2 separate regions of the Homo sapiens genome follow, and region 1 is linked to region 2. The links are chromatin loops, found by intact Hi-C in ENCODE. Cell type or tissue: HCT116. All regions are shown on one strand. Links, peaks and the distances in the headings refer to the core of each region. The heading gives the core; the rest is flanking DNA. Region 1 holds the start of LOC124902777 (a long non-coding RNA gene). Region 2 overlaps GRAMD1B (GRAM domain containing 1B).

The links. Peaks named below come from ENCODE experiments on the same cell type or tissue, not always from the same donor. Only the 100,000 strongest peaks of a DNase experiment are listed, where the experiment ranks them.
Region 1: a loop joins it to region 2, with 4 times the contacts of the local background. A loop is called at or near these places in 10 of 110 quality-filtered maps.

What each region holds. Positions count from the first base shown.
Region 1 is chr11:123,633,039-123,641,370 of GRCh38, forward strand. It overlaps SCN3B (sodium voltage-gated channel beta subunit 3), which reads right to left. Exons shown (of 7, transcript NM_001040151.2): 5 at 5,148-5,286; 6 at 1,083-1,168; 7 at 1-738. The coding sequence ends at 1,105. It overlaps LOC124902777 (a long non-coding RNA gene), which reads left to right and starts at 5,501. Exons shown (of 2, transcript XR_007062929.1): 1 at 5,501-5,582; 2 at 7,929-8,332. In HCT116, for the core only: a CTCF peak has its summit at 8,103 (motif pointing right); a DNase peak (open chromatin) is centred at 8,088; H3K27me3 peaks cover 3,319 bases.
Region 2 is chr11:123,575,905-123,584,236 of GRCh38, forward strand. GRAMD1B (GRAM domain containing 1B) reads left to right here. Exons shown (of 20, transcript NM_001387025.1): 3 at 1,463-1,673. Among named protein-coding and RNA genes, the nearest start is that of SCN3B, 75 kb to the right of the region's middle. RefSeq lists enhancers at 1-376, 377-876, 1,475-2,012, 4,297-4,906 and a silencer at 3,213-3,435. In HCT116, for the core only: CTCF peaks have their summits at 1,265 (motif pointing left) and 4,834 (motif pointing right); DNase peaks (open chromatin) are centred at 1,257 and 4,887; H3K27me3 peaks cover 849 bases.

The DNA.
Region 1 (8,332 bases), core at 170-8,169, 57 kb after region 2:
TACATTATCGCAATAGGATCAGGAACGTGTCCAGAAACATGTTGCATGACTTTTTAAGAGCCACTTAAATTACCATTGGTCCTTCCCAAGTCTCCTGTCCTTGTCTTCTTGGAGGGAACCTTAGAGACCCATCAGGATCTAGCTCTGGAGTACTAAGCTCCAGAGAGCATGTTAGTCCATGCTTCAGGATCTTTCTGTCACTGGAGAACCTAGACAGGCGTGCTTCACTCTGATGCTGTAGCAAAGTGGGCCATGAACCTGACAAAACTGACTTCAGGGAATCCAAGTTCATGACACACTTTTGCTTTAACCCGAACTAATCACTCCTGCTTCCTTCTATTAAGACTTCCATTCTCTTGCAGTAATGGAGAATGAACCAGTTCCAGCCAGTTAAGGGCAGAGGGAGGTGCTAACTCCAGCACTTGTACAAAGTCATTTGGAGCACAGGGGAGAAATCCAGTTGGCTTTGGAGTGTCTTGTTGGAAAACTAGGAGAGGGTGAGGTTGAGTCTATGTAGAAATGTTGGCTTCTCAGTTCTGGCAGAGTCTTATGGTGCGTAGAGGTCTGATGGAGTTAGGGAGTCAGAGGTGAAAGCTCAGAGGCAGGTGGATGTATGGATGAATGAATGAACAGAACAATGGATGCATGAAGGGAAGCGATGGGGCCCTTGGGGCGCCCTCCTGATGCCATTGACATTGCTGAACATGGGATGTCCAGTCCCTCAGGTGTTCAGGCCACCTACCAAAGATAAAATAACTCACTGAGAATTTCCCACCCAGTCCAGCCCAGCCCAGCCCAAAAATTCTTTGACCAAAGAAGGGAGTTGGAGAATCCTGTGCCTCTGTTACCATGGGCAAGTTCAGATTGCCTCGACACTCAGGTCAAAGCAGTTCACCTTCCGAAGCGCTGACATCATACAGAGCTTTCTGACTTAAAGAATTACCCTGAGGGCGGGGACCCCAGGCAGGGTAGACAGTGACCTAAGGGACCAAATTTAAAGTCACTTCAGTTGTGGGCAACAAAGTCACTTGTACAACCTGCCATCCACATCTGCCTTCCCCTCCCATGTTCCTGTAGGTCACCTCATGTCACACTGCTCCTGTTCTATTCCTCCACTGGTACCGCAGAGTTCTCCTTGTTCTCAGATGGGATGGCAAGGTAGTCAGACCTATAGAGGACACAGGGAAAGGGAATCAGAGCTTCAGTGCCCAGCGTGGGAACACAAGATGGGGAAGGAGCAGGGCACAGGAGCAAGGATCTACAGAACAGCTCTGCATTTCCTTCTGCTGTGTTTCTCAAGAGAAAAACAACCTTTTCTGCAGATTAAAATAATCATTTCCCCCATATATGTACACGAACACCCACCAGGAGTGTATAGCTTCTCATTTATCCAGGTTGTCTTCAGCATTTAGTTAGATTATTATGTTGGCCAAGGCTCATGCCTCTAATCCCAGCACTTTGGGAGGCCAAGGCAGGAAAATTGCTTGAGCCCAGGAGTTCAAGACCAGCCTGGGCAACATGGTGAAACCCTGTCTCTACAAAAAATACAAAAAACTAGCCTGGCATGGTGGCACGTGCCTGTAGTCCCAGCTACTTGGGAGGCTGAGGTGGGAGGATCACCTGAGCCTGGGAGGTCGAGGCCATGATTGCACCACTGCACTCCAGCCTGGCAACAGTGAGACCATGTCTCAAAAATAAAATAAAATGTTGGTCAAAATGACAGCTGTGAAATTATATTTTATAGTTGTTTCACATGTTTACAGGCTATTTGGGTTTCTGCTTCTGAAATTTGTTCATCTGCTTTCCAGTTCTTCTGAGATCTTTGTCTTTTTCTCATTGATTTTCCTTTGATGCTTTCATGTTTTGACAATTTCTCCCAATCTCTTGTTTGTCTAGGAATTTTGCTTATGGAGTCTTCTAATGAACAGCTGATTCTTTACATATAATGTGATCAAAATTATTTTTCCTCTTGGATTTGTGCCTTTTGTATTTTATTTGGGAAATCCTCTCTATTGCATGGTGATAAAGAGAGTCTCTTATATTCCCTTAATGGAATTTTCAAGTTTGACATTTTACTTTGTGTTTAAATCCCCTCATAATTTATTTTGGTTTAGTATGAGAGATGGGGAATCTAATTTTGTTTTGTGTTTTTCTTTGTTTCTATATAGATTAGGAATTTTCCCTAGACCACTTACTGGGCAGTTCATTCTTCCTTCAATCACTGTAACGTCATCTCTCTCACATATCAGGTTTTCCTACATGCATTAACCTGATTGGTGGCTTTTTGTTTTGTTTGTCCATTTCGTATGCCTGTGCAGTATCACAAACTCTGTATTCTGATAGCTCTGTAAGAAACCTTCATCTGGCTGGGCGCAGTGGCTCACACCTGTAATCCCAGCACTTTGAGAGGCCAAGGCGGGTGCATCACGAGGTCAGGAGATTGAGACCATCCTGGCTAACATGGTGAAATCCCGTCTCTACTAAAAAAATACAAAAAATTAGCCAGGCGTGGTGGCAGGTGCCTGTAGTCCCAGCTACTCGGGAGGCTGAGGCAGGAGAATGGCGTGAACCTGGGAGGCAGAGCTTGGAGTGAGCCGAGATCGCGCCACTGCACTCCAGCCTGGGCAACAGAGCGAGACTCTGTCTCAAAAAAAAAAAAAGAAAACAAAGGAAACCTTCATCTCCGATAAGACAAATCCTACCAACCTCTTGCAAATTTACTGCTCTTTCTTTGAAATGGTTTAGACCGAGGGTGGGCAAACTGTGGCCTAAGAGCTAAGGATGGTTGTTTGCAAACAAATAGAAGAACAATACATGACAGGGACCTATGGCGCCTGCAAAGCCTAAAACACTTATTATCTGGCTGTCCCTTGGTTAAGACTATTTTTGGCTACTTAGCCTTCCATGTGACTTAATATCAGCTTATTAAGTTCTTTGAGAAATCTAATGGGCATTTTGATTGGGATTTCATTGAATTTGAAGATCAATTTGGGAGAAAATTGTTTACAATTGTGAGGTTTTACTCTCCATCTAGTTACGTTTAAAGTCTTTCAGTAAAGGTTTCTAACTTTTTCTTTAAATGTCTTGTATATTTTTGTCAAATTTATCCCCGGAACTGGGGAGTACTTCTTGCTATTGTAACTTTAAAAGCATTTTAATATTTTAAATATTTAAATTTGTTACTAAATTTGTTGCTGGAATATAGGTGATTTTTATATTTTGATTTCTATCAACAATTTTGTGGAATATTCTTCCTTGTCCTAATAGTATTTTTGTAGATTCTCTTAGGTATCCTATGTAAATAGTAGGTATAGATAATGATAATTTAGTTTCTTCCTTTCCAAGTCTTTTTCTTCCTTGTATTTACTTGGTCTTCACCTAGGATTTCCAACACAATATTGATAGAAACAGGGAGAGGCAGTCTCCTTGATATGTCCCTGATATTACAGGCACTTGAGGTTTCAACACATAGATGATATTTGCTGTAGGGTCTCTTAGTAGCTGCCATTTATCACTTTAAAGATGCTTGGTGTTTAGGTGTAGATGTATTTTATTCATCCTGCTCAGGGCATATTATGCTTCTTGAATCTGAAGAGTCATCCCTCCCTCAGCCGTTCTGTCTCTGAACACTGTCTCTCCTCCATTCTCTGTTCTATTCTGTTTTTTTTTTTTTGAGATGGAGTCTCGCTCTGTCGCCGAGGCTGGAGGGCAGTGCCGTGATCTCGGCTCACTGCAAGCTCCGCCTCCCAGGTTCACGCCATTCTCCTGCCTCAGCCTCCTGAGTAGCTGGGACTACAGGCACCCGCCACCATGCCCGGCTAATTTTTTGTAGTTTTAGTAGAGACAGGGTTTCACCATGTTAACCAGGATGTCTCGATCTCCTGACCTCATGATCTGCCTGCCTCGACCTCCCAAAGTGCTGGGATTACAGACGAGAGCCACCGCGCCCGGCCAAAATGATGCTTTCTTTATCAAACATTTCTAACTGGTAATAGCCTAGACTGTTTTCGGTTTGCCTCAGCAATGTTGCTAGAAATCTGTGGGTTTTTTCTATCTTTCCTTTCCCCAGACAACCAGCCAGCATGATCTCTTAAGACTCTTTGTTCTTACAGACCCCACCGTTTCTCAAATGTGCTCACCCTCAAGTGACTAGAGTCTCTGAGCAAATGGCTAAGGTACAGGCTGGACTTTAGAGGATTAGAGTCCCCACTCTGGACATCTAAGCGCTGCCAGGCTCTAGGGGAAATAACATGTTGCTTGGAGCTCCTTTGCTAGCAAAGGGCAGTGCCCAGATGGCCTGAGGAGCTCCATGGTATAAAGCAAACAGTTCAATGAGATAGAAAGAGCATGGACATTAGCACTAGAGAGACCTGGGTTCAAATCTCAGCCTTTCCTCTTACCATCTGTGTGCCTTGGTAAGCTGCTATGAGTCGGCTTGGCATTTACAGAACGGTTATAATAATGTTACTTTTTTGTTGTGTTTTTGGGCTTTTATTGTTGTTGTTTTTGAAATGGAGTCTCGCTCTGTCACCCAAGCTGGAGAGCAGTGGCACGATCTCAGCTCACTGCAACCTCCGCCTCCCAGGTTCAAGGGATTCTCCTGCCTCAGCCTCCCGAGTAGCTGGGATTACAGGTATGTGCCACCATGCCCAGCTAATTTTTTATACTTTTAGTAGAGACGGGATTTCACCATGTTGGTCAGACTGGTCTTGAACTCCTGACCTCAGGTGATCCTCCCGCCTCAGCCTCCCAAAGTGCTGAGATTACAGGCGTGACAGCCATCATGCCCAGCCATAATAATATTACTTTAACGGGTTGTGGTAGCAGCTGATGGTCTTTGCCTTAGTGGTTAAGTGTGCTGGCCAAGAATCAACAGGCCTGAATTCAAACATCACTTTGTTTCCTAAGTGATGTTTGAATTAAGCAAATGTTTAATTTTTCGTAATGAATTAAGAGTTTGCCTTAAGCCAACTCTCCGAAATTCAGTGTTCTCATCTGTAAAATGGGTATAATAATGGTGCCTATCTCTTAAGCAGTGATCATGAAGAGGGTGGAGGATGAATGTAAACTGCTTAGCACCTCACCTGTGAGAGCAAGCATTCTGAAGGTGCTAGCTTTCATTATTACTTTGGCATCTCTGGACTTACGCGTTTTCTTGGGCTGCCTCTTCGGCTTTTGAGACCTTTCTGTAGCAATATATCATCTCGATGAGCAGCCACAAGGTGAGGAAGACCAGAAGGATGTACATCATGATTTCTGAGACCACAGAGGTGAAGTCCTCTCCAGCTGAAAGAAAGAGAATGAGGTTCAGAATATGCAAATCCAGCAAACCTAGAGCCGTCATTGGAGCCATATTTTTAAGTACAGCTTAAATAAAGACTGAGTAAAGAAACTCAAGAAGATGTCAAAGGTATTCCAAATCCTGACTCTCCCGCCCATTGGCTTTCTCACTGACTGTCATCAGCTGCTCAGGAGCCAGGGAAGAGGGAGTGGGATGCCTGGAAGAAGTAGCCGAGCAGTGGAAGGAATCCTGGCCTCAAAGTGAGATATCTAGAGCTGGCTGTCCATTTTGCTATTTACAGGTGTGTAAACAACCATTTCCCTTACTTGAGACTCAGTTTCTTAATTTGTAGGTTGAGGATAATAACACCAGTCAGGGGTTTGTGAATATTACATTATCTAATGTATTTCAGAACATCTTGTGAGATTAAAAGTCTACACAGATGTAAGGAACATGCCTTATTTCAACTGCCTCTGTCTTTTGAGCTGCCGGTGGTGGAGGGTGGTATTCCTGGGGAGAGAGCGTTGGAAAACTCATTCAGGGCCAACAAAGACAGCCTCCATGAGATATGCGCATGTTCTCTACAAGTCTGGGTTAGAAACAAGACCTTCCAGGTCATCCAAAACCAAACATAAATATTGGAGGATTTAGTGTATCAACCGCATTGTCCCCAGGGCTGTACTTTTGAAACACAGTTAGGATCCTGCCATTTCCCTGCTGAAAACTCTTCAATGCTCCACACTCCCCTTAGGATGAAGCCCCAACTCTGTTCACGTGACATGCAAGGGCCTTCACAATCCGGGCTTTCTCACCTCATTTCCATTTGGTTGGCCAGAAAAACTTCTGCTACACACTGTGGTATGTTAGAATCTGTGAACTTTTCTTCCTCTTCCCTCTTCCTGAATTGTGTCTTTCACCCACGGCTAGTTCTGTGCTAATATCCTCTCCTGCTTTGCAGTCTCGCAGTAGTTCTAGATTCCTGTGAGGTCCCCTCCTTTGTGAAACCATCCCCAACTTCTCATGCGGAGCTATTCACAACCTTCTCCGTGCACTTTTCTTTTCTCTTTTTTTTTTGAGATGGAGCTTTGCTCTTGTTGCCCAGGTTGCAGTGCAGTGGCATGATCTCGGCTCACTGCAATCTCCGCCTCCCAGGTTCAAGCGATTCTCCTGCCTCAGTCTCCCAAGTAGCTGACATTACAGGCACCCACCACCATGCCCAGCTAATTTTTTATACTTTTAGTAGAGACGGAGTTTCACCATGTTGGCCAGGCTGGTCTCGAACTCCTCACCTCAGGTGATCCTCCTGCCCTGGCCTCCCAACGTGCTGGGATTACAGGCGTGAGCCACCGCGTCTGGCCTCCATGCACTTTTCTCATCCATCTGTTATAAGAGTTGTATTGTGCTTATCTTTCTTTTCTGTGGACTGTGTGCTTATTGAGAACATATTTATTTCTGGATTATCTGCCTGCTGTATAAATCTTAGAATATTTAAAGTGCTCAATAAGTACTTATTGAATGAGTGAAAATAAATATTATCTTATTTGTTTCATGATCAACAAAAAGGACCATTAAAACATACTACATGGCAGATATCCTGATATATCTACTCCTTGCTAGTGGGAGAAATGTTGTAGCCACCTCTCCCCTTGCCAGCTCTCAACAGCAAGTCAGATTTATGATCTGCAGTTATCCATTGGATCTAAGTCATCCCCAAGTCCTTGGTTGTTAAGAGCACAGCACAGCCTGCCATAACTTTCAGCCCAGAGAGCAGTCCGAAGGCTCCAGGATCACCCAGGTTTCCAACTGGAGCTAGAGGTCATAGATGCAGCGTGAGGCACATGAGAATGCCGTACAGCTCAAACATCTCACCGCCTTGCTACCACCTCGTGCATTATTTATGATTTGTTTGGCTTAAAGCATGCTCTCTCTTTCAAAATGCAGTAGCCCACAAATGGCAATACAGGAAGCTGTCCTCAGTATTTTTAGTTACCTCTAGGTGAAGAGGCCTCAGGTTTCTGCCTTAGGGCCAGGAGGTGACAGCCAAAGCCAGAATAAACCCAACTTGAACAAAGAGAACCAGGGAGACCTTGTGGGACCACAGGAATGGAGGAGATGTGGGGTTGATGGGCAGGTGTCATGGTGGGGTGGGTGCGTAGCTCTGAGCAAGATGAGGGCAGGGAGTATCTGATGTCACAGAGGCAAAAAAGAAAAAGTGGCAGGGGGTTGGGGTGGTGGGGGTGGGGAAAGAAACAGTGGAAAGCAAGCCCTCCAGACAGGCGAACAATCTGGATTTTCACCCTGCTTCCAGCGCGAATTTGCTGCACGTCCCTGAGCAAGCCCCTTGCTCTTGCAGAGAACTCTGTTCTCCCAGCCACAAAAAGAGGGGCACCAGAGCTACACCCTCCAATCACCTGGGGAGTCATCAACTTGCATATGACCTCACTCACCCCTGCCGATCTCACACCTGCAAGGGTGCTGCAGAGGTGTCTACATCTGGAGGACGCCAATGTGGGCGATTCTGATGTCTGCCCTTTATCCAGAGGCCCTGGATTAAATAAATGATATCCACGCTTCCTTCACACCCGACCATCCACGAGGCTCTGTGGCTCTGATAATAAACTTGTTTTTCCTTCTGTTTTTACCCGAGGCTTGCTCTGGTACCTGGCAGACGAACTAGCTCAGCCTTGCCACACTTCCCACCAGCTATGCACGAGGGTGTCTGGAGGCAAAAGCCCGAGAGAGCAGAGGTGGAGACGGCTGAGCACTGTGCTAAGGTCTGGCGGGCACCAACCAAAAGTTCCAGATGGTGACCAGGAGAGGGCGCCAGGGCCCCACCCCCCAGAGGAAAGGCGTGTAACAAACGGGGGATAAAGGAACTTCAGAACAGGGGAGTACCTCAGAGAGCCCCCCGCCAACCCCTTCATTTCACACCAGAGGAGCGGGGCTCCGAGCAGGGAAGTGACTCATCAGGTCTGGATTCAGGAGCCCTGAGAGTCCCTCTGCACTTTCAGAATTGACCTACCTTCCATTTTAGTCATATCGTCTGATCCG
Region 2 (8,332 bases), core at 324-8,323:
TTCTGTTTTAGGATGAAGTGGAACATTGGGCCTTGCTTTTCTCCATACATATTTGGGGCACATTTATCTTCCTTTTCTCTGGTCTCCTTTTTTTTTCTTTATCAGTTTCCTTCCAAAAGTTACCGCACTGCCTGCCCCCAGCTCCCCTCCTGCCCACACTCGCTGGTTTAGGCTCTTGGGATTTGTTGCCTTTCTCTCTGCTAAGGATGTCCAGGTGGAAGGTTTTGCTGAAAGGGGCATGGTTTTCATTGCAAATGGGGCCAATGGGACATCTGAGGTCACAGCTGCATCTTCATGCAAATGACAGTGTCCCCAGCCCTGCACCCCACTCCCCGAGGGAAGGCTGGGATGCAGCCTGCAGGGGGGTCCAGGGTGTTCCTGAAGCCTGACCCAGCTGAGAGGCTGCTGAGCAGGTGGGCAGGACACCCCAGCAGCCCCGTGCAGGCTTTCCAATCTCACATTTCCTTTCCTTCCCATTTCTGCTGGCACTTTCTACTTAGCCTCTCCCTTTCTCCATCTCTTTCCTTTCTCCACTCTCGGAAGCAAAGCAAACATTCAACTGCATTCAGTTTCTCTCTCCCTTCTGTCTCTCATCTCTTCTTCTAGTCCATTGAAAACGGAAGTGAAATATCAAATAGTCAATATTTTATTTGCAGCTTATAAGCCTTGATGTAAGTGGATTTGGTCCTGTGGGAAGTACAAGGTACTTATTGGGAATAAATGTTGGGGTAAGGGAATATGGAATGTGAGAACTTCGGCTGTGTGCATCTTTACCCTGGGCAGAGGAAGCAGGAACCCACATGGCTTCCTTACAAGGAAATAATATGGTGTGGGTGAGTTACAAATCAGAAGAGCTGCACTTTGTTTCTCTCAACAGTGGGCATTTAGCTTCCCTCTGTCAGGCACTGGTCTTCATTTTTTAACATAGGGATTATGGTACTTGCCATTACTCCCTTGGTGGAATGTTTTAAGAAATAATGCGTATGTGAAGGCTGTGAAAAATAGGATTGTAATTGTTATTTTCATGAACAAAAATATCTGAACAAAATATAGAAGCTTTGCATTTGCAGTATGTATAAAATGAGCTGATTGTATTGGATGGTCTCCAGTGAGCCTTTCAGGTATTAAATTCTATATGCCCCAGACAATTTTTGGCATATAATAGGGGCTCAAACAATAACAGGTTGGACGGACGGATGGACGGATGCATGTCTAGATGTCGATTGCCCGTTGGCTCGTGCGTCTGTGTCCACATGGGCACTGCTGCCCTCCCGTGGCCAACGGCAGTATTACGGTGCGGCAAGCCGCAGCCTGGGCCCCTCTCTCCCGGTTTCTCCCCAGCCCCTCACCTGGCTCCCTGAGCTGGCTCCTTTGGGCTTGTCCTTGGCCTCGATCACTGACTGCCTGCCTTTCCTCCTCCTTCTCTTTCCACCCCGCTCCCTCTCTCCATCTGCCGCTGCAGCACTGCCAGTAACTCCAACCGCAGCACGCCGGCCTGCTCGCCCATCCTCCGGAAGCGGTCTCGCTCGCCAACCCCGCAGAACCAGGACGGAGACACCATGGTGGAGAAGGGCTCAGATCACTCCTCGGACAAGTCCCCGTCCACACCGGAGCAGGGCGTGCAGCGCAGCTGCTCCTCCCAGTCCGGCCGGAGCGGCGGCAAGAATTCCAAGGTGAGCGGGACCCCGTTGAGGCGGTACCTCCTTGTCAGGGGCTGCGGGGAGCGATATTGGGGTGGTGAGCCGGAGAACATCTGCGAGGGTCCTCACGTGATGAACAGCCCTGATGGCTCAGAGACAGTCATTATCCAGTGAGGTGAGGCGGGGCAGGCAGGAGAGACCCTAGTTAAATATCTTCCCCGCTAAGCATTCTTGGTGGGCTGGGCGAGGTAGGGAGGCTCATATTTTTTTTTTTTAGATTTGGAGGGGAGACGCTCTGGGAATCATTAGGGGGTCATCTGCTTATTCCTGCTACCGTTTTCAAATTTGGTTCCTAGAGCCGGGGTAGAAGGCAACATTATTTGGGACATTATACTGCTAGGGAGAGTCCTCAGGGAACCTTGCAGAATGCTATTTTTAACCTCCTCCCCGGCCATCCTTCCTGCCTTACCTTTGCACTAATCCACTTGGTACTCACCTGGCAGAGAGGAGGGTGGCAGGGCCTTTCCATCCTCCCAAGGATGTCAGGACTGCCCCCTGAGTACCGGGGCCCTTGGCCCATGGATATGCCTAAAATAGGCCCCAGGGGGGCCTGGGCTAATTATGGTTCCCCAGAGATGTCTTCCCCACCCTCGGTCCTTTGGGGAGCAGGAGATGTCTTTGCCCAGGGTCTCCTTCAGGAAACTTCTCTTCACCCTGGGACCCCCAGGGCCTGGGAAGGGGTTGGGGACCCCTGGGAGGCATGGGAGCTGGCTTCCCACTTGAATTTGTCTTTTGATTTCTTGTTCTTCCTCTCCTCTTCTTCCCCACCATTTCCCAAATACCTTCTTTGCATGCATGGTCTTAGTCTCACAAGCGCCTCTCAAAAGTAAGCCATCTTTTGTCTCTGTCCTTTTATCTCCCCTCTAGTGTCGATCTGTCTGTAGTGCTCAGCACCCCCTCCCTCTGGCCCTGCCGATTCTGGCCCTTATATCCTGCTTGGTCCCTTTCCCAGAAGGGCCGGCCCCACTGTCCCCCGGCAGGCTGGCTTGGAAGTCATTGAAGGCCCATTTTCACTGCACCTGATGTCGGAGAACAGACCCTCCCCCACTCCCGACCCTGCACCCATGTCTGCCTGCTCCCTGGACACTGCCTCTGGCTGGGAGTTTATTCCCTCCTTACATGGTGCGGTCGAGAAACAGAGCCCTGCCTGGCGTTAGTTTCATTCCTTTGGGGCAGGAGACCCCATCTGGTTGTACTCCAGGCCCCTCCCCTTTGGTGGTTGATTCTGGATTGCCCAGCAGTGGTGAGTGAGGATGGCAGGAGGGCTGCGCTGACTGGGGGGCAGGGGTTCAGGTCGATGAGTTCATTGGTGCAGCAGCCACGCCCTCAGGAGCTCTGCCTGCGTACTCTGTTCCTCCCCACTCGAGAGCTGCTCAACCTGGGCACCCCTTAGCATTTCTAACCACTGCCCAGACTGGGGTTCATGGTGTGCTTAGGATCCTGAATCATGATCAGAGGGGAAAGCTGTTCTCCCAGAGGGTGGGGTGCCCATGCCTGGAGGTTGGCAAACATTGGCAGAACCTGGAGAGATGTGGCCAGTGCCAGAGTCTTTCCCGGGAGCCCAGGAATTCTGAGGCCACAGGAGAACGTGCAGCGAGTGGAGGGTGAGCGATAGGTGTTGTGGAACAACAAGGCCCATGGGGCAAGGAGGTGGGATGCAGCCCGAAGAAGGGGAAGCCGAGGATGACTTAATAATAGTCCCAAGTCTCTCCGTGCTTTGGGGAGGAGGAGGGTGAACAGCTGTTCCCTTTCCTAAGGGAAGCACAAGGGGCGACACGGCTAATCCTGTAGTCTGTGATCTTTAGACTAAATGCACATCTTGGCTGTGAGGATTTTAAATGGCCGTTCCTGGCTGTGGACAGGGAAGGAGGAACTTTACCTGGAGCGAGGAAGCCAGCAGGAGATCTCTGTGGGCTCCAGCGGCTCGGCAGGTGCAGGCATATCTGATATCTGGGAATGGGGTTTTGAAATGCCCTGTGGCAGCCCCCTCTTGAGTGCCTCCCACCTCTGGCCTGGTTGATGTGGGACTAGTGGGTGCTCGAGGCTCAGCTGGCAAGAGGGTGGATATGGCCTGACAGGGGCATCAGGCTCCCCACTCCCTGCTCCTGCACACTTTTCCATCCAGATTCTGTACACCCTAAGCCTGGCTCTTGAGTAGTTGGGGATGTTCTGTAAGCTCCGAGGTAGGATAAATCATTTGAGTGGGGCAGCCAGGACAGGCGTCAGGGACCAGGTAGAATTCTGAGTGGGGTTTTGGAGATGCTAAAAGGAGACATAATGAAGGGACTGAGAGCTGAGCAGGAATCAGGGGCCAAACTGGGCCTTTTCATAGGAACTGAGGAGGGAGGTGCTGGGGTGAGTGCAGGTCTCCTTTCCCCTGGGAGATTGGGTGGACGCCATGCCCATCCCTGGCAGACACATTCTGAGTTTTCTGACATTGGTTACCCACTTCCCCACCTCATTCTCCCACTGATCATTGCCATCGACACTTGCCCTGCCATCCTTTCAATGGAGTTAAAAGAGGACGGGCTTGTGCCAGGAGGGACACTGTAGCATCCCACGTGGAGCTGGGAGCCATTGCATTGGCCTGGGACGTGCATGTGCAGGACACACAGACTTCAGAAGAGGAACACAAGAACCAGTAGGGGAATTAGGTTCTTTGAAGGCCAGGGCCTGAAGTAGATGGTGCGGCAAAAAGAGGAGGTTCTGGTAGCGGGATGGGGACATGCCCCTCCCCGTGGAACATCTTCTGGGGTTAATCACATGTCTTCCCAGCAAGCCATTTCATAGCTGTTTTTACTGATATTGTTGTAGCTGGTCCACCTCACTCCCTGTCTCCTGGCCACCCCTAGAGGACACCATGCCTTATATTTTTTGGGCAAGCTGGCCAGTGCCTCTGCTTCTCCCTGGGGTCAGGTCCCATGCACGGTGTCTTTCTTCCCTTCTCTGGGCCTCAGTTTCCTCATTTGCTACTATGTAGGCATGGCACCAGGTGATCGCTAAGGCCCGACCCCTCTGGATCCATCATTGTGCTGTCCAGGCCGACCCTCCTAGGTGCAGTCCGGCCCCAGCACTTCCCTCCCAATGAGTTTGTGCTACCGCCCAGCTTCCGCTCTGTAGTGACAGCCTGTGGCCACCAGAGGGAGCGAGGGGCCGTTCTGCCGCTCTCCCACCTGCCCTGAGGGCGCTATGCAGCAGGTGCGGCAAAGCGCGCCTCCTCCCGCCCTGCTGCACACCTCCCCACCGCGGTGCGGGCATCGCGCTGGCGCTGTGGCACTGACCCTTCTTTGACTTTCCTTTTTTTTTTTTTTCAAATCTAATTTTTGTGGTTTTCTTTCCAGTATGACAGACTTAACCTGATCAAAGTAAGAATTGTTTTTTATTTCTAACTCCTACTAAATGTAGAGCTCTCCTAGTCCCTGCCCCCCTACCTCCTCCACACCCCGCACCTTACTTAATCTTCCAGACTCCCGGAGCCTTCGCGGTGGGAGATGTTTCTGGAAACCACCTCCCAGTAACCTGGGTCTGTTTCCAGGGGCCTTGCATTCCTTTAAGTGCTTGCTCTTCAGACCTTCTAGGAAAAATGATAGAAACGAGCATGTCCCCAACAGCTGTGTCTTTGTCCTGACTCCCTTCTTCCTCTTTGGCCAAATCCATGTGTTTATAAGCTGTCAGAGAAGGCTCCACTGCTGCTCCCTGGTTCTGTGCCTTCCTTCCCTCTGGCCTGGTCCTCCAGGTAGGGGCGCTACAGCAAACTAAAGCCAGAGGATGAGGGACGCCCCTTCTCACCCCCAGAGGCCGGCAGCTCCTCTGACTTCCCTGCCCCTGTGGGTCTGGGTCCTTCCCGTCTGGCAGAGCCTTTGGGACTCATTTCCGGGAATGCAGAACCACGGGGATTGAATGTGCCTCTGGGCAGAGTTCAGGGACCCCTGCCCACAGTGGACAGGCTCGGGGGCTGCTTTGGACGTGGCTGGAGGGGGGACCCATTTTTCCTGTGGCCCCTCAGTGGCAGCAGGTAAGAAGCTGCCTGGAGATTGCTGGTTCAGGGCAGAGCCTCAGCACAGTCCTACTCCTTGGTATGTTTCACGTTTCTTTTCAGTTCTTTAGTACATGTTCTTACCCACGCTTTACAAAAGAGCAAACATTAGATATAAGAGCATCACAGATCAGGTTAAAGACAGGACTGGCTTCCCTGCCTGAGGCTGTGTGTGACCCTCACACTTTGTTCCACATAGATTTGGAAGGCACAAGCGCCGATGTGCCAGCCCATGCAAAGGGACCATCTGCTTCTGTCTACCTGGGGCAGGAGGGAGCCCCGTGCAGGAGGAGTCACAGGCATCCGGGGTCCCCCTGTCAGCCCATGTTCCTGTTGCCCCCTTTCCTCCCAGCGTCTTACACGAAGGTCACGGCATTGAGACGAGGAGCTGGGAGCTTGGGAGATGGTTTCTCCGTTGTAAAGCAGGGATCTCGTGACCTGGGTTGCATTTGAGGAAGCACAAGGAGACTGTGGGGCTGCTGGGGCCGGCAGCTCCCAGAGCGCACCTTCCTACTGCTGGGAGGTGTCTTTTGTAATGAACATCTGCACAGCCTCTTGCCCTGTGGGCTTCGGATCAGGGCTTCTGTGTGAGGACGCAGGAAGTGAGCCATCCCTAGGCGCAGACGCCAGACGCAGCCTGCTTGCCCCATCCACCCCCTCCAGAAGGGGGTAGCCTTGGCTGCAATGCCTAGAGGCGAGTTTTCAGGTCCCGGACTCCCATGTGGCCGCACCTTTGTCAGGAAAAAATAGTTTTTAATATTTGGATTTGGGCCCTTTACCTGCTGAGACCTCTGAATTGGAGGTGGGGATGAGGCTAAGATGGGAGGGTGTGGCCTCTGGATGGACCGTGGTGACAGGTTGGGAAGTGACCCTGGAGAGCACCTTGCAGAGGGGGACTGGGAGCCTTGCTACTGGCCTCTAGTCACATCCTGGCCATCGAGGGCATGTGTGAGGACGAAGCTGCTCAGAAGCAGCCCCACCCACGCGAGGCCCCTCAGCCCCCTCCAGCTCCTCTGTGGACTGGTTTCACTGTGGGGGGTGAAGGTGGACCGTCTTTACAGAGTTCAGGTGGAATGGGGGAGATAGATCACATGGCCACTGGTCATCACCGCGGGCACACACCCACCCTTGTGCGTAGTCGCTTCCTTCCCTCTAGACACAGCAGACATTCGAGGACCATGGCTACTCTTGTCTGCCCTTCTGGGTTGGGACGCTTTAACACCAGGTGGAGGGGATCCAGACCTCTGGGTGGAGCTAAGGTATTGATCTGTGAGCAAAGCTCCCCCACCCAGCGATCCCTAAAACTGAAAATAATCTAAGCTCCACCGAGAGATGGAGCTTAGGCATGTGTGTGTGTGCATGCGCAAGTGTGTGCGTGTGTATGTGTGTGAATGTATGTGTGTATATATGTGTGTCTCTGTATATGTGTGTGTCTCTGTGTGTATGTATGTGCCTGTGTGTATATGTGTGTGTATATGTGTGGTGTGTGTGCATGTGCACATGTATTTGTGCATGTCTGCATGTGTGGGTGGTGTGTATGTGTTTGTGTATATGTGTGTGTACGTGTATTCGTGCGTGTGTGGTGTGTATGTGTGCATGTCTGTGTGAATGTGTGTGCACATGCGCATGTGTGTGTGCATGTGTGTGTGGTGTGTGTGAATGTGTGTGTGCACGTGTGGATGTGTGTGCATGTGTGTGGTGTGCACGTGTGCATGTGTGTATGTGTGTGTGCACGTGTGTGGTGTGTATGTGTGCGTGTGTGTGTGTGTCTGTGTATATGTGTGTGTACTTGTGTATTTGTGCGTGTATGTGTATGAGTATGTGTGTGTATATGTGCACACAAGCTTGTCTATCTGCGTGTCCATCTATCTTTCAAGGGGGATGTACATGAAGGACTACTGGCCATAGGGCTTGAAGACAGACAAGGCACGATCTTAGCTATCCCTCCTGTTCCCCTGAGACACATTCAGGTCCCCTTCCTCCTGGGTCTGGGAATGGAGAACACTTAAGTTCTGGAGCTGGGGTGGGGTCTGTTTTGCTTGTTCTGAATTATGGCACCACTGGGTTGGAATGGACCCTTAGTGATTATGTGCTTCAACCTCCTGCCCCACGCAGAACCCCCAGGCACTCCCCGACCATTGCAGTTTAGGTACAGCCCATTTTTTGGCGCAGGAGGGATTTACTCACCCGCCTGCTGAGAGTGCAGTTGGAGGGAGTTTTAGGTAGTCCCCTTTCTACCTCGAAAGTGTCCCACCCTGCCTTTTACAGGGGGCTGTCTTAGAGCAGAAGGCTGGGTTGGCCGCCATCAGCATTTTGCTTCTGGTCAGGGCCCATTTGGGGACTGGGTCTCCAATGCCCACAGCGCGCCCCTCACCCCATCAGAACCTTGCGATGGGGCTCCGACTCCCTTCCGGTTGAGCTCTAGCTGGTGCTGCCGCTGCCTGCCACCCCGCCCGCGGTGGGCTTCCAGCATGGACTGCTCCCGGGCCTCCTTTCTGGAACTGCCTTGAGAAAGGAGGACCCCTCCTGAGCAACCACATGGGAAGCATTCAGCTGCATTTGGACCCCTCCTCCCTGCCCACCCTCCGCTGTCTGT